2 separate regions of the Homo sapiens genome follow, and region 2 is linked to region 1. A link is a loop called in an ENCODE intact Hi-C map of the cell type or tissue named here. Cell type or tissue: ovary. All regions are shown on one strand. Each heading gives the region's core, and the rest is flanking DNA. Links, peaks and the distances in the headings are about the cores only.

Region 1 (12,890 bases), core at 2,263-10,262:
TTTGTTGAATATGTTTGATTTTATAAAACAATGAAAGATACTGGTCTACATTGTTTTGTGATATTGTTTTGGTGTCAGAGTAATCCTGGCTTTATAAAATGAATTGGGAGGTGTTCTCTCCCCTTTTATTTTCTGCAACAGTTGGTGAACAATTGATATTAATTTCTCAGAGTGTTTGATAGAATTCACCTGGGAAGCTCCCTGAGATAGGATTTTTATTGTAAGTTTTTAAAATTACTATCTGATCTTTTAACCTTCTGTAGATCTATTTATATTTTCTATTTCTCTTTTACTCTATTTTAGTTTGTCTCTTTCTAGGACTTCATCCATTCTATCTAGGCTATCTTAATTTTTTTGGCATAAGATTTTCATTGCATTCTCTTTTAATCATTTTTGTTTTGTAATACTGGCAGTGATGGTGTTCTTTTTTATTGATGATTTTAGTAATTTGATTCTCTTCTTTTTTTTTCTTGTTTAGCCTAAATAAACATTTGCCAATTTTGTTATCTTTCCAAACATTTAATTTTGGTTTATTGATGTTCTTTGTTGTTTCATATTCCCTATCTTTCTGTTGGCTTAACTCTTGTGAAATGTTTCTCTTTGTCTTTAGGAAGATTGTATTTGGTTAATAAAATTTAAGTTGATTTTGGAGTATCAACTTTTATGTGAAAGTAGAAGCATGAATTGGGAAATAATGGGTTCTCAAGTATTTTTTTGGTGGTGGCGGGGGTGGGTGGGGGAACAAAATGAGTATCCATGTAGTCCTTGGTTCCCCAAATCATTGAGCTAACTTGGTCAAAATAAGTAGCCTCTCATTCCTTATCTCAAGAGGGTGGTCTTGCCTTGCTTGGAGACATTATAGTGAATTCACTTGATGTAGTTTCTTTTAATCATATCAATTTACTTCATGTCCCATTTTCTTTTCTTTTTTTTTTGAGACGGAGTCTCACTCTGTCGCCCAGGCTAGAGTGCAGTAGCGCTTGGCTCACTGCAATCTCTGCCTCCTGGGTTCAAGTGATTCTCCTGCCTCAGCCTCCCGAGTAGCTGGGATTACAGGCACCCGCCACCATGCCCGGCTAATTTTTGTATTTTTAGTAGAGACAGGATTTCACCATCTTGGCCAGGCTGGTCCTGAACTCCTGACATCATGATCCACCCGCCTCAGCCTCCCAAAGTGCTGGGATTACAGGCGTGACCCATGGCGCCCAGCCCATGTCCCATTTTCAACCAGTTATTGTACCTGGAATGATTGCTAGAATCACATTCCATCTCGCACAGGTAAATAAGTGAATTCTGTCATTTAATATCTAAATTATATATGTTTATTTACATATACATATATTTTACTTGTAATTCAATGAAGGTAAAGCTTTGTTATGCTCTGTGTAAAATATGCTGTCTATATTCTCATGATAGTAAAGAATAAATTGAGTAATTGAATGTATTTGAATTTTACATATATTCTCCATTGAGTAAGAGAAATAAAATCTTAGTACTTGATTTAGTAAATTCCTACATTAAATTCCTAATTTAAATTAAGATGTTTCTTAGCAGAAACAAAGTTTATCTTAACGGGATGATAATTCACTAGTTTACCTCTGACGAGCATCGGCTAGTATTTATTATGAAATTACGCAGCACCAAAATACAATAGAATACAATTATTTAAAACACAAAAAATATTTTATTGATTAATTCAGACATCAGATGTTTACATTATAAAATCAAATTATTTTGGGGGTTTTGTTTTTGTTTTTAGGATATTAGCAAATATTAACAAACGTGAACCATAGTAAAAGTTGTAACACTTGAACATTCCGTTTTCAAATAAACTAAATTTATGTGTCAGATTGAAAAGCTTTTAGATGAGCGATTTATTTTTCTGTCTGTGTCCAAATATTTGTATATCATGTAGACAGCCCAAGAAAATATGCAGATATGTAAGCCATTGAATAGAATGGTAAAGAACACATTCTTAAAAGAAAGAAGAGAATAAGCATCCGAACCATTTTGCATTCTCACTAGCAATGTAAAAGGATTTGTTTCTCCGCATATTTATCACTTGTTATTTTACATTTATTTTGATTGTATCCTAGTAGGTGTGAAATAGTACCTTGTTGTTGTTTGATTTGTATTTCCGTAATGACTAGTGATGCTGTATACTACATATATCTATGTACACATATACATATATATATATACTTATATTTATGCACATACACATATATAGCTTGTATACCTTGTTTGGAGAAATATCTATTCAAATTATTTGCCCATTTTTTAATTTGTTGTTTGCCTTTTAGTTTTTGAGTCATAAGTATTCTTTGTATATTCTGGATACTAGATTATCATCAGATACATGGCTTGACAAATATTTTTTCTCGTGCTTAGGTGGTTGTTTTAGTCTGTCTGGACTACTATAATAAAACCCATAGATTGGGTGGTTTATAAACAACAGGAATTTATTTCTCACAGTTCTAGAGGTTGGGAAGTCCAAGATCAAAGCACTTGCAGATTCAGTGTCTGGGGAGGGCCTGCTCCATCATAGATGGCTGTGTTTTCACTGTAACCTTGCATGGCAGAAGGGGCAAGGAAGCTCTTTGGGTCCTATTCTATAAGGGAACTAATCTCATTCGTAAGTGCAGAGCCATCATGACTTAATCTCCTTCCCAAAACACCACCTCTGAATACTATCACATTGGGGGTGAAGATTTCAGCAATTTTGGAGAAACATAACCCTTCAGACTGTAGTACTTGTCTTTTACCTTTCTTGATAATGTCCTTTGATGCAAAAAAGTTTTTAATTTTGATGAAGTCCAACTTATTTTTTCTTGTGTTACTCTTGCTTTGGATGTGGTATCTAAGAATACATTGCAAAATCCAAGGTCATGAAGATTTATATATACATACATATAAGTGTGTGTATGTATATGTATATACACACATATATATGTGCATGTGTGTGTATATATATATATTTTTTTTTCTTTTTTCTGAGAAGGAGTCTCTCTCTGTCACCCAGGCTGGAATGCGGTGGTGCAATCTCGGCACCACTCCCAAATAGCTAAGATTACGGATTACAGGCGTGCACCACCACACCTGGCTAATGTTTCCTTCCTCTTCTTATTCAGTAAAGACTGAGCTCACATCCTACTGCATACTTTACCACCTACAGAAGTTTGTTATAATTGCAAAAAGAAAAGATTAGTAATGACCATATATAGTAAAACAAACAGAAACTACAAAAACAGGACCAGGAAAAGATATGGAACATGTGGAAAGAATAGAACCAGTCAGGAGCAGTTTATATTTCTGACCGAACTGCATTTTACAGTGGCCAGTGAGAAGCAAGGCCGCCGGCTACCCAGGAAGCTGAGGCAGGAGAATCGCTTGAACCCGGGAGGTGGAGGTTGCAGTGAGCTGAGATCACGCCACTGAACTCCAGCCTGGGCGACAGAGTCAATTGCTGGGCCGGGCAAAGTGGCTCACACCTGTCGTCCCAGCACTCTGGGAGGTTGAGGTGGGCAGATCACTTGAGGTCAGAAGTTTGACACCAGCCTGGGCAACATGGTGAAACCCCATCTCTACTAAAAATACAAAAAGTTGGCTAGGCATGGTGGCTCATGCCTGTAATCCCAGCACTTTGGGAGGCCAAGGCAGGTGGATCACCTGAGGTCAGGAGTTCAAGACCAGCCTGGCAAACATGATGAAACCCCATCTCTACTAAAAATACAAAAATTAGCCCGGTGTGGTGGTGAGCACCTATAATCCCAGCTACTCAGGAGGCTAGGGAAGGAGAATCACTTGAACCTGGGAGGTGGAGGTTACAGTCAGCCGAGATCATGCCTTTGCACTCCAGCTGGGTGACAAAAGTGAAACTCTGTCTAAAAATATATATTAAACACACACACACACACACACACACATATATATGTATAAAGTTAGCTGGCCATGGTGGTGGGTGCCTGTAATCCCAGCTACTCGGGAGGCTGAGGCAGAAGAATCACTTGAATCACTCCAAACATGACATCCTGGAAAAGGCAAAACTAGGCAGCATAAAGAATTTTTAGGGTAGTGAAACATCCTGTATGACTGTAATCGTGGATACACGTCATCATGCATCTGTCAAAATCCATGAAACGTACAACCCAAGGAGTAAACCCTAACATAAAAGATGGACTTTGGTGAATGATAATGTACTGATATTGGCTCAGTAATTTGAATATGTACCATACTTAGAAAGATGTTCATAAAGAGAAAACCGTGAGGGGAAGGGTATGTGGAAACTGTACTTTCAGCTCAATTTTTCTATAAACTTAAAACTGTTCAAAAAAGGCATATTAATTTTTTTAATATCCTAATAGAGGATCAGAGGATGGGCAAACAAAGCCTGGGCAAAACATGGCAGAAAAAGCACAAAATACAACAAAAAAATAAATCTTTTTCCAGTAAGTTGTTGTTGTTGCTCTAAGTAACTGGTGCAGTGATTCTAGTCGGTGACTAGCGATTCCAGTCGGTGGCTAGCGATTCCAGCTGGTGGCTAGCGATTCCAGCTGGTGGCTAGCGATTCCAGCTGGTGGCTAGCGATTCCAGCTGGTGGCTAGCAATTCTAGTTGGTGACTGAGATTTACAGGTTGAAGGGGGGGATCAAGTAGAAGCTGGAGGATGGTCTGAAAGAGGGAGAGGGGCGTTGTTCAGGCAGAAGTGGGTTGGATCCTGACTCTACCACTCAGTATGCCACATGTCAAAGAGAAACAAAATCAGTCTCCAATTACAGGGGTAAGGGAAGATTTTCATCAGTACCAACTGTTGCACTGGGGAAGAATCCAGCCTGAGCTGGACTGAACTTGGATTTGTAGAGGTGACTTTGAGTTTCAAAGGGAGAATGAGGGAATAAGGAAGGGGTTGGGGGGCGCTCAGTAGAGTCAGGAAGGTGACAAATTGCAAAGGGTTGGTTGAGTGCTGTTGGCCCCAGTGCTGCTCCCGGTCTGGAAACTGTCATCCTCCCAGAGGGACGGGAGACAGAGGCCTTGTCCCAGGTGCCAGCCAGAACAAACTACATCCCTTTGGCAGCATCCAGTTTTCTCAGGCAGGCAACTAAGGGGCGCCCGCGTTATCTGAGGGGTGTGGCCTCCAGCGCTGGTAACTGTTAGTGTTTGCTGAAGTCTCCATAGGCCAAGGCTGGGTGGGGCCTGGTGGAGAACGGGGCTCAGAGGGGCCTGGCTGGAGTCCGGTCCAGGACGTTCTTTGTCAAGAGAGCGAGTTAACCGGGCCCTGGGAGCCTCCATTTTCCCTTGCATATCTGTGAGGAGCAAGAGATGACGTGATCCAGGAGCCTCCCGGCTCCACATCCCACAGACGCCCTTTCTGATAAAGGAGCCGGGCGGGCACCGCGACTGCGCCCACTGGAGGCCCTGAAGTAGCAAGGCTCCTGGAGCGCGTCCTGCGCTGGAGTCCTGGAGGATGCCACAGATCTGGAGGGGGTGGTGGGGTCCTGTCCCAGACTCGCCTTAAACGCTGCGAGGACAACGACCCCCCCAGCCCGCCTCCACCCTCCAGCCTGCCTCAGGCAGGAGGCGCAGTAGTCCCCTCTGCAAGCTGCAGATTCCCCACCCTGGCTCCAACTGACCATAGTTGAAATCGAGCTGGAGGCGACAACAACATCCTAGAAACCTGAGTCCCCGCCTCAGGGTATTGATGCCCTTTACTGATTGTAAAGCCAGTGTGGAACTCTGCAGCCTTGGCTCAGAAACGCAGCTGCTGAGTGTCCTGGAGCAGGTGCGACCAGAGGACATTGGCAGGGGAGCAGTGCCTCCTGGTGGTCAGTGCATGCTGGCCTCAGTGACGGGAGAACCTTAAGGCTGGTGACATTCAGTACCCAAGCAGGCAAATCACAGAGGTGGCTGGGGGTGTGCAGGGCTAATGGGCAAACTAGAGCAATGGAATAATGTCTTTCCTCTCAGATAGGGAAACGTTTTAAAAATAGATAATGCTCAGGGCTGGCGGGGGCACACGGAAACTGGCACTGCCATACACTGCCAGAGGAGAAAGGAAAGTGGGTGCTGGCCCTGGGAGAGGTTTCTTGGTTTGTTTTGTTTTGTTTTTGAGGGGTAGTTTGTTTTTTTGCAGAGGCAGGGTCTCACTATGTTGCTTAGGTTGGTCTCGAACTCCTATCCTCAAGTAATCCTCGAGCCTTGAGTTCCCAAAGTGCTGGGTTACAGGCATGAGCCACCAGGCCCGGTCCCTGAGAGCCTTTGGGAACTAGGAATCAAAAGTCTTTCTCTGGGGTGGGGCAGGGGGTGCGGTGTACGTGTGCAGGGGTTTCGAAACTTTGTGGCTTGGCCGTGGATCTCATGGCGTGAGAGTCTCACCTCAGTTTCATGGGCGAGATTGGCCCTTGTGGAGTTTGAGTCCAACCCAGAAGAAACAAGGAAGCCTGGGTCTTCTCCAAGTGTTGCAGCAAGCTGGCCTGGGGTCCCCCCAAAGGTAGCCAGAGACAAGCCCAGGATCACCCAGTCTGCAGCAGGGTGCAAAGGTTTGGGGGTCCCCCACAAAGGCAGCCAGAGCCAAGCCCAGGGTCCCCCGAGCATCAGCAAGATCTACACCTGGAGTCACCTCAAAGACAGCCAGAGTCTAGCTCCAAATCCCCACAATGTCAGCCAAAGCCAAGTGAGGAGGCACCACGGTGTTCTCAGGGCCAGGGAGAACCAGCCTCCGAGTGGGCCCAGAGTCCAGAGGAGCTGACTCGGGGGGTGGGGGTGGCATGAGCACCTATACCCGGGCCCAGGATCACCAGAGCCTTACCCCAGTCAGCAGGTGCCGAGTTCAGAGCCGTCACGGCCAGTACGGGAGCTGACACCCAAGGCACCTGGCTCCCTGCTGGGGTCAGCAGGAGCCAAGCAAGCTGCCTCTAGCTGGGGAGAGGTAACAGGCGGCCATGGGGCAAAGAAGGAAAAAGGTTCTTCAGTCCAGGCTCCAGTATCCAAGAAGTCGAAGGAGGAGGAGGAGGAGTTTCCTATAATCCAGAAGGGGAAGCCCACATTGCGGGAGGATGTGGAAGGACTACTGCAAGAAAAAGTTATCCCAGATGGTTCAGGACAAGCCCCTGCACACATCCTGGCAGTGGAAGATGAAGGAACAGCAGGAAAGGAAGCTTGCCAAGGATTCTGCCCCTAACCTGGAGGAGGAGAAGGAAAGGCACTGCCAGGAGAAGAAACAGCGCTGGGCCCAAGAACCTGAAACATCACCTATAGAACGAGTGGAAGGCAGAGATTGTCCAAGTGATCCAAAGCCCCACCAAGCTCAAGCTGGTGAGGACACAGCAGCTGTGCTCCACTGAGAAGCGGGACACCCTGCCCCTGCTGCAGAAGCAGCCATCCCAGCAGCCAGCAGGCAAGGTCTGAGCTCAGGACGGCCCCGAGGCCCTCTATGGCCAGCAACCATGTCAGACACAGCACCTCAAGCCACTGGCCAGATGCCTCTGCTGGAGTCAGCACTCCAAACCTATGGCTGCAAAATGGTGACCCCCACCCTGGCCAGGGCTCCTGGGCCTTTGACGTCTTTTAGGCTGGTCTGTGTGGGACAGAGGCCCAGGGGGGTCTGGGATCTGGCAGAGATGGGGGTGAGAAGAGATTCAGCCCCCTCCCTTCTTCCTCTCCTTCTCCAAGTGCCTTCAGACCAAGAACAGTATATTCTTCGGTTCCTCAGTGAGCTGGCGACTAGCAGGTGACTCCCACAGATGTTGTATGTCCTGTCTCAGGGTCCTAGGTCCAACCCAGGCCCAAAGGCTGGCAGTCAGGAATCCAGCTTCCCCTACACTTTCCCAAAGGCTGCTCTGAGCACCTCTGCGCCCCACTGGCTCTGTCTTCGAGCAAACTGAATCCACCTCCTCCCCACTTTTCAACACTGAAAGATGAAAATGGGGAGATTGCAGGGAGCAGTTTCTCCCTAGCACCCTCTTGCCCAAACCAGACTCCTCAGAAGCATCAAAGATCTAACTCATGTCTACCCAGTCTACAAAGAAAATATTTATTGAGTGTCTGTTGCATACAGGTACAATTCGAGTCACCAGGGAATACAGACAATAGACCAAAGTCCCTCCCCTCAATGAGCTTTCATTCTGATGGAGAGAAAACATAGTAAACAAGCAAAATGTGTCATGTGTCAAAAAAAAAAGTCTTTCTCCAAATGCATACACTTCGATCTAGCTATTCCACTTGTAGGAATTTATTTGTAAGACTGTATAAAGTATATACAGAGTCTTATAGTATAAGGTGTAGATCTTGCTGATGCTGGGGGGACCCTGGGCTTGGCTCTGGCTGCCTTTGTGGGGGACCCCCAAACCTTTGCACCCTGCTGCAGACTGGGTGATCCTGGGCGTGACTCTGGTTGCCTTTTGGGGGACCCCAGGCCAGCTTGCTGCAGCACTTGGAGGAGACCCAGGGTTCCTTGTTCTGGGTTGGACTCGAACTCCACAAGGGCCAATCTCATCCGTGAAACTAAGGAGGCTCTCAGGCCATGAGATCCATGGCCAAGCCACAAAGTTTCCAAACCCCTGCACACGTACACTGCCACCCCCCAACCCCAGAAAAAGACTTGTGATTCTGTATAAAGTGTAAAAAGGAGTAGTAAAAAAGAATTAAACAGAAACATTCGTTATCGTAGCAAAATTAAGAAAATACGCAACTGTTTAAACACATTAAGATCCTTATTCAAGTAGTAAAACGACTATTTTGTCATTGAAATGGCTTTACAAAATATTGGTAAATTAAGTAAAATGAGGGTTTGAAATAATATGTGCACTCTGTGTCGTAGGCCAGGTGATCCAGAGCAGGCAGTGGAGGGCCTGAGGCGTACAAGGGACCCTACTAGGGATAAACCCATGAAAAAAGCAAGCAGAAACAGGCTTGGGCAGAAGTCAAAACCGTTGCAGGCTCAGCAAAACCTCTGCCAGCCAGCCAGGATGCCAGAACAAGCATCGCCCCCTCAGAGTTGGCTGGGCCAAGAAGAGATGGCCAGATCTTTATACCCAGGCCTCAGGCACCTGAGGGGGCTCCCCAGGGAAGGCCCTGAACGCTGGGGGTGCTCTCTTTGGCTCAGGCATACCCTGAAGCAGCCAGCCAGGCTCTAAACAAACTCCCACAACTGGACAGCAAGTCCTCCCCAAGGAGGGTCCAGGCAGCACATCTATGCATCTACCACATTCTGCTGGTACTAGTAGTAGTAATTTTCAGAAAATAAATTGTGTCTATCTATACAATAATAATAAGCATATGGAATCCATAGGTGTAAATATTTATAAGATAATTAGAAATGTAAGAAAATGGTTGGAGTAAATAAATATTTAAATTCCTGGGATAGGCTGGGCGCGGTGGCTCACGCCTGTAATCCCAGCACTTTGGGAGGCCAAGGTGAGTGGATCACGAGGTCAGGAGTTTGAGAACAGCCTGGCCAACATAGTGAAACTCCTTCTCTCCTAAAAAAAAATACAAAAAAATAGCCAGGCGTGTTGGCAGGAGCCTGTAATCCCACCCACTCGGGAGGCTGAGGCAGGAGAATCACTTGAATCCAGGAGGCGGAGGTTAACAATTGGTTGAGTTTGTCTAAAGACCTGGGATCAAACAGAAAGAAATGTCTGGGTTAAGATGAGAGGTTGTGGAGACCAAAGGTTTACCATGCAGATGAAGCTTTCAGCTAGCAGGCTTCAGAGAGAATAGGTTGCAAAATATTTCTTACCAGACTTAATGTCTGTGTTGATGTTAATGCTGGAGGGGTGTAGAGGCATGTCTGACTCCCACTCCCCAAGATGGCCTGAACCAGTCTCTCAGGTTACATTTTAAGAGCCCTGGCTGAGGGGTCTTAAGATGGTTGAGGGGCCTTAGACTTTTGTTTTTGGTTTATAAGTGGTTCCAAAATGCTGGTACATAAAACCATCTGTGGGACGTGTAAAAAAGCAGGTTTCCGAGTCTTCAGTGACCTCGTTTTTCTAGCCTACTCTATGATACCGTCGCAGCAACTGTCTCCTCTCTTCTGCACCATCGCTCTTTCACTTCCCACTGGATTCTTTCACTTCATTATACAAACATTAACTCCCATCTTTTTAAAAAATAGCCTCAGTTTACCCACTTTTCTCATCAACTACCACCCAATATCTTCTTTTTCTTTTACAAAAATCTCAGTGTGTATCCAGCATCCCTCCACCACCTGACTGTTGAACACACTCAAATCAAACTTCTGATCCTTGTCCCCAAGAGTTTTAATCTAAAACACCAGTTGCTCCCACGTTGCTAAATCCAATGGTGAATTCTCAGTCCTCATCTGAGTTGATCCTTCCATATCATGTGGCACAGATGATCCCTCCCTCCCTTTGAAACACTCCTGCACTTGCCTTCCAAGACATCACACCCTCCTGATTCCTCTCCTGCCTCACTGGTCACTCTTTCTCCCCTAGATTGTGACTTCCTAATGCTAGAGTTCTCAAAGTCTTTATATTTAAACTGTTAATTTTTTTCCTTTGGTTTCTCCTCCTCACTCTCAGCTTTATAGTGACTTCACCCTGTGTCATGGCTTTACTTACTGTTTGTACACTTAGTACTCCCTACTCTGCAGCCCAGCCTTTTACACAGAACCCCAGACTCATAGCTAAATGTCTCCTGATAGCAATGATCTTCATCTCAGAAGATTCAAACTGAGCTCGTTATCTTCCCTATCAGTCAATCACATCCTCCCAGTGCTCGAACACCATGGAGACATCCCTGAATCCTTCTCTCACACATATACATTCAATCCATCATATCCTGTCAACCCGATCTTAAAACATATTCAGAGAAGAAAATTAGGACCCTACCTAATAGTACATACAACAATTAACTCAAAGTAGATCAGTTACCTAAATATAAGTGATTTAAAACTATATAACTCTTAGAATAAAATATAGGGTCAGGAGTTCAAAACCAGCCTGGCCAACATGGTGACATCCCGTCTCTACTAAAGATACAAAAAATTAGCTGGGCATGGTGGCATGTGCCTGTAATCCCAGCTACTCGGGAGGCTGAGGCAGAGGAATTGCTTGAATCAGGGAGGCGGAGGTTGCAGTGAGCCGAGATCGCACCATTGCACTCCAGCCTGGGTAAGAGGGTGTTCAGTGATCCAGTACGAGGACCCAGAGAACTCAGAAAAGCCATTACATTCATGGTTGCAGTCACCATGCGAAGGGTGGCAGAACATGCCCCCCCAAAATAGGCTGCTTTGACATAAGGATTATTGTCAGCTGAAGGCAATTGAGAAGAAATGAGTAAAAGAAAAGCTCTCTCCCCTCCCCCCATCTGCCAGAAAGCAAGACATAAATTTACAAAGATGTCCTTCCCCTCTATACCAAGAAGGACAAAGGTTGGTCACTGGAGATGACTGTAGACCCTTACCAGCCTGGAGATGGAACCAGAGGAATTTGCATAACACGTTTGACTAACCAGCCTCTATCTTCCACTAGGGCCCCATAACTTGCCTCCGTCACACCCTTTTTTCTTTGTTTTAGTTGAAGAATCTAGGCCTAGCTGATTGAAGAATCCCAGCACTTTAGGAGGCCAGGGCGGGAGGATCGATTGAGGCCAGGAGTTCAAGACCAGCCTGGGCAACAGAGGAAGGTCCTATCTCAAAAAAAAAAAAAAAAATCTATATATGGTACATAGTGGCTCACACCATGGGCCAGGCTGAGGCAGGCAGATCACTTGAGCGAGGCGACAGAGAGACTTTATCTCAAAAAAAAAAAAAAAAAAGAAAGAAAAAGAAGAATCTATATAAATAAGCTGGGGTCCTAGACCACCTCTTTGAGAATTACTCATTCCCTGGATATCCCATGTATATAAGAGGTATACATGTTATTAAACTTCTGTTTTTTTCTTGTTAATTTGTCTTTTGTTTACAGGGATCCCAGCTAGGAACCAGAAGGGTAAAGGGGGAATTATCGTTTACTCCCCTGTACATACAAACCCAACCAAAAAGTTAATGTCACTGTATTTACTTCCAACAAATTAGACTTCAGAACAAGGAAAATAATCAGGGATAAAGAGAGCCATTACAAGTGAAAAGGTGATCAATTCTCCAAGAAGACTTAATAATCCTAAATGTGTACACACCTTCATACACAGAGCTTCAAAGTACTTGAGGCAAAACCTGAAAGAACTGAGAAGAAAAATAGACAAATCCACGATTATAGCTGGCATTTCAACATTCTCTCTCACTAACTGAATGAGAGACTAGCCAGAATTCAGTAAAAATAAAGGCAGCCTGAACAGAGCTTGGCAACCAACTTAACTGGTATTTTTAGAACACTCCATCCAAAAATAGCAGGACACACATTATTTTCAAATGTACATGGGGCCAGGCGTGGCAGCTCATGCCTGTAATCCCAGCACTTTGGGAGGCCGATGGGGTGGATCACCTGAAATCAGGAGTTTGAGACCAACCTGGCCAACATGGTGAAACCTCGTCTCTACTAAAATGCAAAAAAAATTAGCCAGGCGTGGTGGTGCACTTCTGTAGTCCAAGCTACTCAGGAGGCTGAGGTAGGAGAATCGCTTGAATCCAGGAGGTGGAGGTTGCAGTGAGCCGAGATTGTGCCACTGCATTCCAGCCTGGGTGACACAGTGAGATTCCGTCTCAAAAAAAAAAAAATGTACGTGGAACATTGATCTGGACAGATCATATTCTAAGAAATAATACAAACCTGAAGATTGGCGAATAGTCTATAAACTTAAGGAAAGCATTAATTATATTCAATCAAGCAATTTTTTTCTTTACCATGGAATCAGTACTGTTACAGCTATGTGAAAAATCTCAAAGACTCTACAAAAAGAAAAAAATTCCTGGAATTGTAATGAATAAGTTTAGCA
Region 2 (11,136 bases), core at 2,426-10,425, 1.8 Mb after region 1:
ACTCTGTCTCAAAAAAAAAAAAAAAAAAAAATGTAGGCCGGGCACGGTAGCTCATGCCTGTAATCCCAGCACTTTGGGAGGCCGAAGCAAGTGGATCACCTGAGGTCAGAAGTTCAAGACCAGCCTGGTCAACATAGTGAAAACCGTCTCTAGTAAATTTTTCTTCTCAGTCATTGTGCATTTCAGTTCCAGAATTCTGGGGGGCTCTTTTTAGGTTTTCTATTTCCTTATTGACATTTCCATTTTGTTCTTTTTCTTTTTTTGAGACAGAGTCTCGCTCTGTCACCCAGGCTGGAGTGCAGTGGCGCAATCTCGACTCACTGAAAGCTCCGCCTACCAGGTTCACGCCATTCTCCTGCCTCAGCCTCCTGAGTAGCTGGGACTACAGGTGCCCGCCACCACGGCCAGCTAATTTTTTGTATTTTTTTGGTAGAGACGGGATCTTCTGACCTCGTGATCCACCCGCGTTGGCCTCCCAAGGTGCTAGGATTACAAGTGTGAGCCACCGCGCCTGGGCCTCCATTTAGTTCTTACATCTTCTTGACTTTCTCCACAGATTTTTTTTTTTTTTGAGGCAGAATCTCACCCTGTTCCCCAGGCTGGAGTGCAATGGCACGATCTTGGCTCACTGCAACCTCTGCCTCCTAGGTTCAAGCGATTCTCCTGCCTCAGCCTCCTGAGTAGCTGGGACTACAGGCGAGTGTGCCACCACGCCCAGCTAATTTTTGTATTTTTAGTAGAGATGGGGTTTCACCATGTTGGTCAGGCTGGTCTCGAACTCCTGACCTCAGGTGATCCACCCGCCTCAGCCTCCCAAAGTGCTGGGATTACAGGCGTGAGCCACTGCACCCGGCCTCTCCACAGATTCTTTTTGTTCTTTGAAAACACACACACACACACACACACACACACATACACATATATATTTTTTTGAGACAGAGTCTCACTCTGTCACCCAGGCTGGAGTGCAGTGGCCCGGTCTTGGCTCACTGCAACCTCTGCCCTCTGAGTTCAAGCAATTCTCCTGCCTCAGCCTCCTGAGTAGCTGGGATTACAGGTGCCTGCCACCGTGCCCGGCTAATTTTTTGTATTTTTAGTAGAGACGGGGTTTCACCATCTTGGCCAGGCTGATCTTGAACTCATGACCTCATGATCCACCTGCCTTGGCCTCCCAAAGTGCTGGGATTACAGGCATGAGCCACCATGCCTGGCCTCTTTGAACATATTTTAGACAGTTGGTATGAAGTCTTTGTGTAGTGGATCCTCTCCCAGCTCTTTTGCAGGGATGGTTCCTGTTGGTCTATTTTTTATTTTGAATGGGCCATACTTTACTGTTTCTTTGTATACTCTTGTTGGTTTTGTTTTTTTTTTTTTGGTCAAAAACTGGACATTTGAATCTAACACTTTAGTGACTCTGAAAATCAGAATTTCCCCTTTCTCCAGGGTTTGCTGTTTTTTGCTTTTGTATTTGTTTGTGTTTTGCTTTTTTGTTTTTTTGGAATTGTTGTAGACTGTCTTGGAGCTAAGGACCAGCTTGAGGTGTAACCTTAAGGTCTTCTCAGGCCTTTTCTGAAACTACGCCTTCCCCTGGGCATGCTTGGTAGCTTTCTAATTTCCCCTGTATATGCAGTTGCTTTTGAATGTCCTACTTTTTATTGTCTGGCTCCAAGAAGGGGAAATAGAGAGAAATTAAGGGGGAAAAAGTCACCAGTCCTTTAAGTCCCCTGGAAGTCACTTTACCAGCAAGGGAGGGGCTTGTAACAATGGGAGAAGGTGGCCGGGCGCGGTGGCTCAGGCCTGTAATCCCAGCACTTTGGGAGGCCGAGGCCAGCGGATCACGAGGTCAGGAGATCGAGACCATCCTGGCCAACACAGTGAAACCCCGTCTCTACTAAAAATACAAAAAAGTAGCCGGGCGTGGTGGCGGGCGCCTGTAGTCCCGGCGACTCAGGAGGCTGAGGCAGGAGAATGGCGTGAACCCGGGAGGCGGAGGTTGCAGTGAGCCGAGATCGCGCCACCGCACTCCAGCCTGGGCGACAGAGCGAGCCTCCGTCTCAAAAGAAAAAGAAAAAAGGAGAAAGTGCAAAGTGCAATAACAAGGGTTGCTGCCTCTTTGTCTGCACTTCTGTGATCAGATGAAGCAATCAGTGATCAGAACAGAGACTCAATATCTGGAGGACAGGGTCTCTCATACCTACCCTGGCTCCTGTCATCGATCTGTAAGCTGCTCCAGGAACGTGCACAGTTGCCTGCTGTGGGGATGAGAGGTGGGGAACAGGCAGCTGCAACTATGCTAAGAGCTCACTGACCAAAATTAACCACAATGTACCATCCGAGTCTTCCTGGAAGTTGCAGGCCTTCAATGGACTTCAGAGTTCCAAAATAGCTACAACAGACAGATTCTGTGAGTATTATTGTCTAGGTGAGGAGAGAGATTTCTCAGGCTTCCTGCTCCTCCATCTTCCCAGAATTCTCTACTTGGTCATTTTATTTTTAACAAGGCTTCTAAGACCATTCACCACGAGAAGAAATGGCCTCTCCAACAACTGGTGCTGGTACCGCTGGATAGCCATAAGCAATGAAGTTGAAACTTTACCTCACACTATAGACAAAAATTAACTCAAAATGGATCAAAAATTAACTCAAGGCCTAAATGTAAAAATGAAAATATAAACTTCTGAGGAAAGCCAAGTAGTAAATCTTCATTTGGCAATGGAAGCTTAGCTAGGATATTCAAGAAAAGAAAAAACGGATAAGTTAGACATCAAAATTAAGACATTTTTGTGCATCAAAGGACATTATACATTTAAAAAACCATGGAATGAGAGAAAATATTTGCAAATCAAATGTTTGATAAGGAACTTTATCTAGAATCTATACAGAACAGTTACAAGTCAATAATAAAAAGACCACAAATAACCCAATTAAACATGGGCAAAGGATCTTAATAATTTCTCCAAAGAAGATGTGCAAATGGCCAAATCAGCACATGAAAAGATGCCCAGCATCATTATCCACCAAGGAAATGCAAATGTAAGCCACGAGATACCACTTTATTCCAACTAGGATGAGCATAAGCAAAACAATGGAAAATAAACGTTGTTGGCAAAGATGTGGAGAAATCAAAGAGTTCTCATCTACTGCTGGTGGGAGTGGTAAGTGGTATGGTCACTTTAGAAACATTATGGCACTTCCTCAAAATGTTAAACATCAAGTTACCATATGACCCAGCAATTTCCCTCACAGGCATACGTAGATCCAGGAGAAGTGAAATGAAAATGTAGGTCCACACAGAAATGTGTGCACAAATGCTTATAGCAGCATTATTGAGAATAACCCAAAGATGGAAACAATTCACATGTCCGTCAACTAGTGAATGATAAATACCACGTGGCGTATTCACACGGTGGAATATTCTCACATGATAAGAAATGAGGTATAACAGAGGAATCTTGAAAACATCATGCTAATTGAAAGAAGCCAGTCAGGGCCGGGCGCGGCGGCTCTCACCTGTGATCCCAGCACTTTGGGAGGCCGAGGTGGGCGAATCACCTGAGCTCAGAAGTTCCAGACCAACCTGGGCGACGTGATGAAACTCTGTCTCTACGAAAATACAAAAAAAAAGTAGCCAGGCGTGGTGGCGGGCGCCTGTAGTTCCAGCGACTCAGGAGGTTGAGGCAGGAGAATCGCTTGAACCCAGGAGGCGGACCTTGCAGTGAGCTGAGATGGCGCCACTGCACTCCAGCCTGGGCGACACAGCAAGACTCCGTCTCAAAAAAAAAAAAAAAAAAAAAAAGCCAGTCTCAAAAAAACTCACGTATTATACTAGTTCATTTGTATGAAATGTCCAGAGTGGGAAAAGACGTAGAAAGTAGATTACTGGTTGTTTATTGGTTTGGGTGGGGGAGGGATGGAAGCATGAGGGAGTGTTACCTAAAGAGTGTGGGGTTTCTTTCTAGTGGCAGAAACATTCTCCTGATCACAGGGTCAGGAGTTCAGTTGTGCTGATGGCTGCAGCACTCTGTGAATATACTGAAAGGCACATTAAGTATACGGTATGTGAATTATATCTCAATAAAGTTGTTGCCAAGAAATTGACAGCACAGTTTACGCAGGTTAAATAGTTAAGAACTACATAAACACTACAATCAATGCGGCATTTTACCCTGTACAAGACCTCAAGGCTGCTTGTTAAAGTGGTTTTGGAAGGGCTGTAGCTTATGGTTTACCGTGAGGTGGTGGAAGGGAGGTTGTCTGAAACTGGGTGGGGTGGAAGTTTGTCCGGCCAAATGTGCACGGCTGTGGCTCGTCACACACCCAGCTGGAAGTGTGCGCGTGTGCTTTCTGCGCACTTCTACGTTGCTTGAGCAGCTGGACTGGGCATAATGTTCTGCATGCACTTGGTGTGTTTTGCAAATGAAATCGTGTATGAACAAATGCAAAAGTCACATTATGCTCAAATTCCCTCCAATATGTCAGTGCATTGAATAAAATGGCAATATTTATTTATTTAGAGACGGAGTTTTGCTCTTTTCACCCAGGCTGGAGTGCAGTGGCACGATCTCGGCTCACTGCAACCTCGGCCTCCCAAGTTCAAGTGATTCCCCTGCCTCAGGCTCCTGAGTAGCTGGGATTACAGGCTCCTGCCATCATGCCCAGCTAATTTTTGTTTTACGGTTTGTTTTGTTTTGTTTTTTTTTTTTTTGAGACGGAGTCTTGCTCTGTCACCCAGGCTGGAGTGCAATGGTGCAATCTTGGCTCACTGCAACCTCTGCCTTCCAGGTTCAAGTGATTCTCCTACCTCAGCCTCCGAAGTAGCTGGAATTGCAGGTGCCCACCACCACGCCCAGCTAATTTTTCTATTTTTGGTAGAGACAGGGTTTCGCCATGTTGGCCAGGCTGGTCTTGAACTCCTGACCTTAGGTGATCCACCTGCCCTGGCCTCCCTAAGTGCTGGGATTATAGGCATGAGCCACCATGCCTGGCCCTAATATTTAAAACAAGTATTATAGCATAACTGGCTGTAGCTGTATGCTTATATTTAAAATGTCTCTTGGCTTAAGAAAAACAGACTGACAATCTTTGACTTTAGTCCATTTACATTTAATGTAATTACTGATATATTTGGGTTGACATCTACCATATTACTATTTGTTTTCTATTTGTTTCATCATTCTGTGGTTCATTTATTCCTTCTTTCTTACAGTTTAAGGATCCATCAAGTTTTTTATTATTTTATTTTATTTTATTTTTTCTCTTCTATTAATGTGGTAGATGGCAAAGATGGCCACCATGCCTCACTTCTCCTTATATTCATGCACTTTTACAATGTGTGTTTGTAGCTTCTCCTGTTAAGGATGGAAGTCAGGGGCCGGGCGCGGTGGCTCACGCCTGTAATCCCAGCACTTTGGGAGGCCGAGGTGGGTGGATCACAAGGTCAGGAGTTCGAGACCATCCTGCCTAACATGGTGAAACCCCATCTCTACTAAAAATACAAAAAAATTAGCTGGGCGTGGTGGCGGGTGCCTGTAATCCCAGCTACACGGGAGGCTGAGGCAGAAGAATTGTGTGAACCCAGTAGGTGGAGGCTGCAGTGAGCTGAGATCGCACCACTACACTCCAGCCTGGGTGAGAGAGAGACTCTATCTCAAAAAAAAAAAAAGAAAAAAAAAGGAATTGAAGTCAATTTCTCCTCCCTTTGAAAAAGAAACGGCCTCTTAGCCATGTTAATTTAATTCAGCAAAAGTGACGATGTGAAGACCTTGTCCCTTTACAATCTTACGACATTGCCACTGCCATATGTAGCATGCCCAGGTTAGCCTGCTGGAGGGTGGGAAAGAGAAGGGGGATCACAAAGGATGAATGACTCAACTGTGAATTTCAGATTAAATGTTCTGAAATGCAGAGCAGAGCAAACATCCTGAAAACTGGAAGACTTTTGATTTGCAAGTGCTTGGTGGTAGACAAAGAAATACTTTTGCTTTGAACTCCGAAAAAGTCAAGCTTGGAGGACTCAGACCACAGAGTTTACAAAATGAAGGCATGAAGTGGGAAAGGAAGCAGCTATGGCATAAGAGCCATTTCCCCTGGGAAAGTTGTGCGTGCCATAGGGACACAGGAAGAAGAGAACGAGACAGGACCCTAGCAGCAGGCAGATGAGGCCTGGGTCGTCTGAGGGACTCTGTGTCCCCAGTACTTGGGCCTTGGCCCAGGAAGACACTAGGCGTGTGACAGCGGGCGGAGGACATCTCAGGCTGTGGAGGCAGTGCTTTGTGTGTTTGAGGCTTATCACGTGAGCACTGCACAGAACCCCACACCCAGCACACGGCTGGAGCACCTGCCCCATGGACAGCAGACATTTGAGGGCCAAGGGAAATGGCCACAGCGATAGGCCCAAGGAGGCCTCCCAGAGAAAGCCCTGCTCAGTGCAGGCCGGGCAGGCTGGAAAGGGGTCTCTGGGCCAGTCCCCACAGCACACACCTGGCAGAACGTCAGACCGGCCACACTGGAATGGCCAAAGACAGAGGAGACCCCAATCCTTCCTGGTGCTGGAGAGTGAACTTCGGGGAGCCTGTGCAACGTCCAGACTGGGATCACTCAGAGAGGCAGGGAGACAATGAGGGTGGGGGGAACCTTGACACTCCAGCCGTTGACCCAAGGGAGCCCGTGCTATCCTGGGAGGCGCTGCGATCTAATCTAGAAACAGCTGAACAAACTGTAGGCAGAAGTTTGTTTGTTGACACTATCTGTGGAAATGAGGGATAGTGTTGACAGCAATTTCATTCATTGATGGACAAAGAACTTCTGTGCCTCTGAGTTGTAGTGTGTAAATGTCAAAACCTCCACATTGATGTGAGAGAGGAAAAAGCCCCAGGAGGGCTTTGGTCACATAATAGACTACGCAGAGCGGACTCTCAGATGGCCGTGGAGCAAATTTGGTTGGTTTTTGGGTACTGAGGTGGGGAGATGGCCACGAGCTATCGTTGGGTGAAAAAGGCAAGTGACAGAACTAGAGGGGCAGTGTAATCCCTTCCAGTGAGAAAGAAGAGAGAAAGCAGAAAGGAAGGGAGGAAGGGAGGCAGGCAGGCTACAAGGAATGAATCTGGGGGCCTGCCAGTTGAGCCATCTGCCCTGTGGTCAGGGCAGCTGCTGGCCCGGGCTCAGGGTGCCCCTCTGAATGAAGGAAGAGGAAGACTCAGACAGCACCCCACGGCCCAACCTCATTCCATCCCCACAACTCAGGGCACGCCTGTGACTGACTTCCTTCCTCCTGAAATTGGCCCCCCTGGGGATAGGAGCCCATCCTCAACCATCCAGGGCTCTGTGGGAAACAAGGTTTGAGTCCTTCTTCCTGGCTCTGGGGACAGAGTCAGATACCATGCGCCAAAGGTTCAAGATGGTTCCATTTTATTTGAAGCAATGTGTTTCTGAAGAACCTACACAATTCTATATGTACATTTATCAAAACTAACCTTTCACTTAGGGGGGTGTGTGTGTGCGTGTATGTGTGTGTGTATGTGTATTGTATGTGTGTGTATGTGTGTGTCTATGTGTATGTGTGTGTATGTGTGTATGTGTCTATGTGTATGTGTGTGTATGTGTATGTGTGTGTATGTGTATGTGTGTATGTGTATGTGTGTATGTGTATGTGTGTATGTGTGTGTATGTGTGTATGTGTATGTGTGTATGTGTATGTGTGTGTGTGTATGTATGTGTGTGTGTATGTATATGTGTGTATGTGTATGTGTGTGTGTATGTGTGTGTGTGTGTGTGTGTCATACCTTTCCACTTGAAGACCGTCTTTCATTTTCTCCACGACCTTGTGTCTTCTACCTCACAGATTCTCAGACATTGACTTGTTTGAGTTTCTCAGCTCTGGCACTGGCGCTGCTACTTAAAGCATGCCCATCTCTCACTGTGATAAGCGCCAAAAAGCAGTGTGCCCACGGAAAGCACTTGCAGAAGTGAGGTGCTGGGACACAGCTGCCAGGATTGAAGATACTGAGGAAGGAACGGTGCCAACAATTTGCTGACTGCTTCCATGGCGACACCGTGTGGCCATGTTGTGCCATGTGTCCACACGTCTGAGACCTGTCATCTTTAAGATCACTCCTAGTAATTTAAAAAAAAAATTTGAAGTGAGACACATTATCTTCAAAAATTGTGCACAAAGTGAGGCCTTATGAGCGGTTTTTAGCATGCAATTTTAAATTCACGTGTCTATACGCCTAAGACCTGTCATCTTTAAGATCACTCCTCCAAATAATTTTTTTAAAAAAATTTGAAGTGAGACATATTATCTTCAAAAATTGTGCACAAAGTGAGGCCTTATGAGCGGCTTTAGCATGCAATTTTAAATTCACATAATTTACACATATAGAAAATAAGAGCACACCAGGAGAAATTAGAGCGTAGTTACAGGAAAAGCCGTGCCGACCTCGGTGTGGCTAGAGGGCCAGTCTTCTTCTTTCCCACCTGTGGTGGGATGCTTGTACCAGAGAAGAGAACCTCTCTTCAGAGCAGGTGGCAGCTCCAGTCATGGTGGTTGTGCTGGACGGATGCTGACTGCGAGCCAGCCTCTCTGTGGAGTGCTGCGTGCATGTACTTATTTACTTATTCATTCTGTAGTTATTTATCTTGCTCCTATATGGCAGGCACTCAGGATAGAGGGGTGAATGAGAAAGAGGTTCTTGCTCCTGTACAATCTATTGGCTTCCCTCCAAGGAATGTACTATGTTTTTTGTTTGTTTTTAGAGACAGAGTTTTGCTCTGTCGCCCAGTCTGGAGTGTAGTGGCACAATCATGCCTCACTGCAGCCTCGACCTCCCCGGCTCAACTTCCTCCCACTTCAATCTCCCTGGAAGCTGGGACTACAGGTGTGCACCAGCATGCCTGACTAATTTGTTTATTTTATGTTTTTGTATAGACAGGGTTCTTGCTATGATGTCCAGGTTGGTCTCAAACTCCCGGGCTCAAACAATCGTCCCGCTTAGGCCTCTCAAAGTGCTGGGATTACAGGTGTGAGCCACCGCGCCCAGCCTGTAAGAGTCCACTTGTAAGAAATGTCCAGAAAAGACAAATTTATAGAGACAGACAGTACATTTGTTGTTACCAGGGCCTGTGGGTGAGAATGAGGACTGACTGTGCAAACGGGCATTGAGTTTTCTTTTTGGGCGAATGGAAATGTTATAAAAGTCAGATTTTGGTCCTTCCACACCCATCCCAATTTGGGCCTCCCGTCTGGATTACAGGAAACTCCTCCTCCTCCTCCTTCGACTTCTTGGATACTGGAGCCTGAGCTGAAGAATGTTTTCATTTCTTTGCCTCATGGCCGCCTGTTACCTCTCCCCAGCGGAGAGGCAGCTTGCTTGGCTCCTGCTGACCCCGGCAGGGAGCCAGGTGCCTTGGGTGTCAGCTCCCGTACTGGCCGTGGCGGCTCTGAACTCGGCACCTGCTGACTGGGGTAAGGCTCTGGTGATCCTGGGCCCGGGTATAGGTGCTCATGCCACCCCCACCCCCCGGGTCAGCTCCTCTGTACTCTGGGCCCACGTGGAGGCTGGTTCTCCCTGGCCCTGAGAACACCGTGGTGCCTCCTCACTTGGCTTTGGCTGACATTCTGGGGATTCAGAGCTAGACTCTGGCTGTCTTTGAGGGGACTCCAGGTGTAGATCTTGCTGATGCTCGGGGGACCCTGGGCTTGGCTCTGGCTGCCTTTGGGGGGGACCCCAAACCTTTGCACCCTGCTGCAGACTGGGTGATCCTGGGCTTGTCTCTGGCTACCTTTGGGGGGACCCCAGGCCAGCTTGCTGCAACACTTGGAGAAGACCCAGGCTTCCTTGTTTCTTCTGGGTTGGACTCAAACTCCACAAGGGCCAATCTCGCCCATGAAACTGAGGTGAGACTCTCACGCCATGAGATCCACGGCCAAGCCACAAAGTTTCGAAACCCCTGCACATGTACACCGCACCCCCTGCCCCACCCCAGAGAAAGACTTTTGATTCCTAGTTCCCAAAGGCTCTCAGGGACCGGGCCTGGTGGCTCACGCCTGTAACCCAGCACTTTGGGAACTCAAGGCACAAGGATTGCTTGAGGATAGGAGTTCGAGACCAACCTAAGCAACATAGTGAGACCCTGCCTCTGCAAAAACAACAACAACAACAACAAAAACCCAAAAAACAAAACAAAACAAACCAAGAAAACTCTCCCAGGGCCAGCATCCACTTTCCTTTCTCCTCTGGCAGTTCATGGCAGTGCCAGTTTCCGTGTGCCCCCGCCAGCCCTGAGTGTTATTTTATTTTTTATTTTTTATTTTTTTGAGAGGGAGTCACACCTGTCGCCCAGGCTGGAGTGCAGTGGTGTGATCTTGGCTCACTGCAAGCTCCGCCTCCCGGGTTCACACCATTCTCCTGCCTCAGCCTCCCGAGTAGCTGGGACTACAGGCCCCCGCCACCACGCCCGGCTAGTTTTTTGTATTTTTAGTAGAGATGGGGTTTCACCATGTTGGCCAGGATGGTCTCGATCTCCTGACCTCGTGATCCGCTGGCCTCGGCCTCCCAAAGTGCTGGGATTACAGGCGTGAGCCATCGCGCCCTGCCTGGTGTTATCTATTTTTAAAACGTTTCCCTGTCTGAGAGGAAAGACATTATTCCATTGCTCCAGTTTGCCCATTAGCCCTGCACACCCCGAGCCTCCTCTGATTTGCCTGCTTGGCTGCTGAATGTCACCAGCCTTAAGGTTCTCCCGTCACTGAGGCCAGCATGCGCTGACCACCAGGAGGCCCTGCTCCCCTGCCAATGTCCTCTGGTCGCACCTGCTCCAGGACACTCAGCTGCGTTTCTGAGCCAAGGCTGCAAAGTTCCACGCCGGCTTTACGATCAGTAAAGGGCATCAATACCCTGAGGCGGGAACTCGGGTTTTTAAGGCGTTTTTGTCGCTTCCAGCTCGGTTTCCCCTGTGGTCAGTTGGAGCCAGGGTGGGGAATCTGCAGCTTGCAGAGGGGACCACTGCGCCTCCTGCCTGAGGCGGGCTGGGGGGTCGTTGTCCTCGCAGCGTTAAGGCGAGTCTGGGACAGGACCCCGGCACCCCCTCCGGATCTGTGGCATCCTCCAGGACTCCGGCGCAGGACGCGCTCCAGGA

The links. Hi-C counts contacts between places; a loop is a spot of excess contacts. Peaks named below come from ENCODE experiments on the same cell type or tissue, not always from the same donor. Only the 100,000 strongest peaks of a DNase experiment are listed, where the experiment ranks them.
Region 2: a loop joins it to region 1, with 9 times the contacts of the local background. A loop is called at or near these places in 3 of 110 quality-filtered maps.

What each region holds. Positions count from the first base shown.
Region 1 is chr5:178,833,737-178,846,626 of GRCh38, forward strand. It overlaps the pseudogene LOC100129457. Among named protein-coding and RNA genes, the nearest start is that of ZNF354B, 20 kb to the right of the region's middle. RefSeq lists a silencer at 5,632-5,926. In ovary, for the core only: no CTCF peak of the experiment used is centred there; a DNase peak (open chromatin) is centred at 5,840.
Region 2 is chr5:180,662,695-180,673,830 of GRCh38, forward strand. It overlaps the pseudogene LOC100420514. Among named protein-coding and RNA genes, the nearest start is that of LINC02222, 16 kb to the right of the region's middle. In ovary, for the core only: no CTCF peak of the experiment used is centred there; a DNase peak (open chromatin) is centred at 7,204.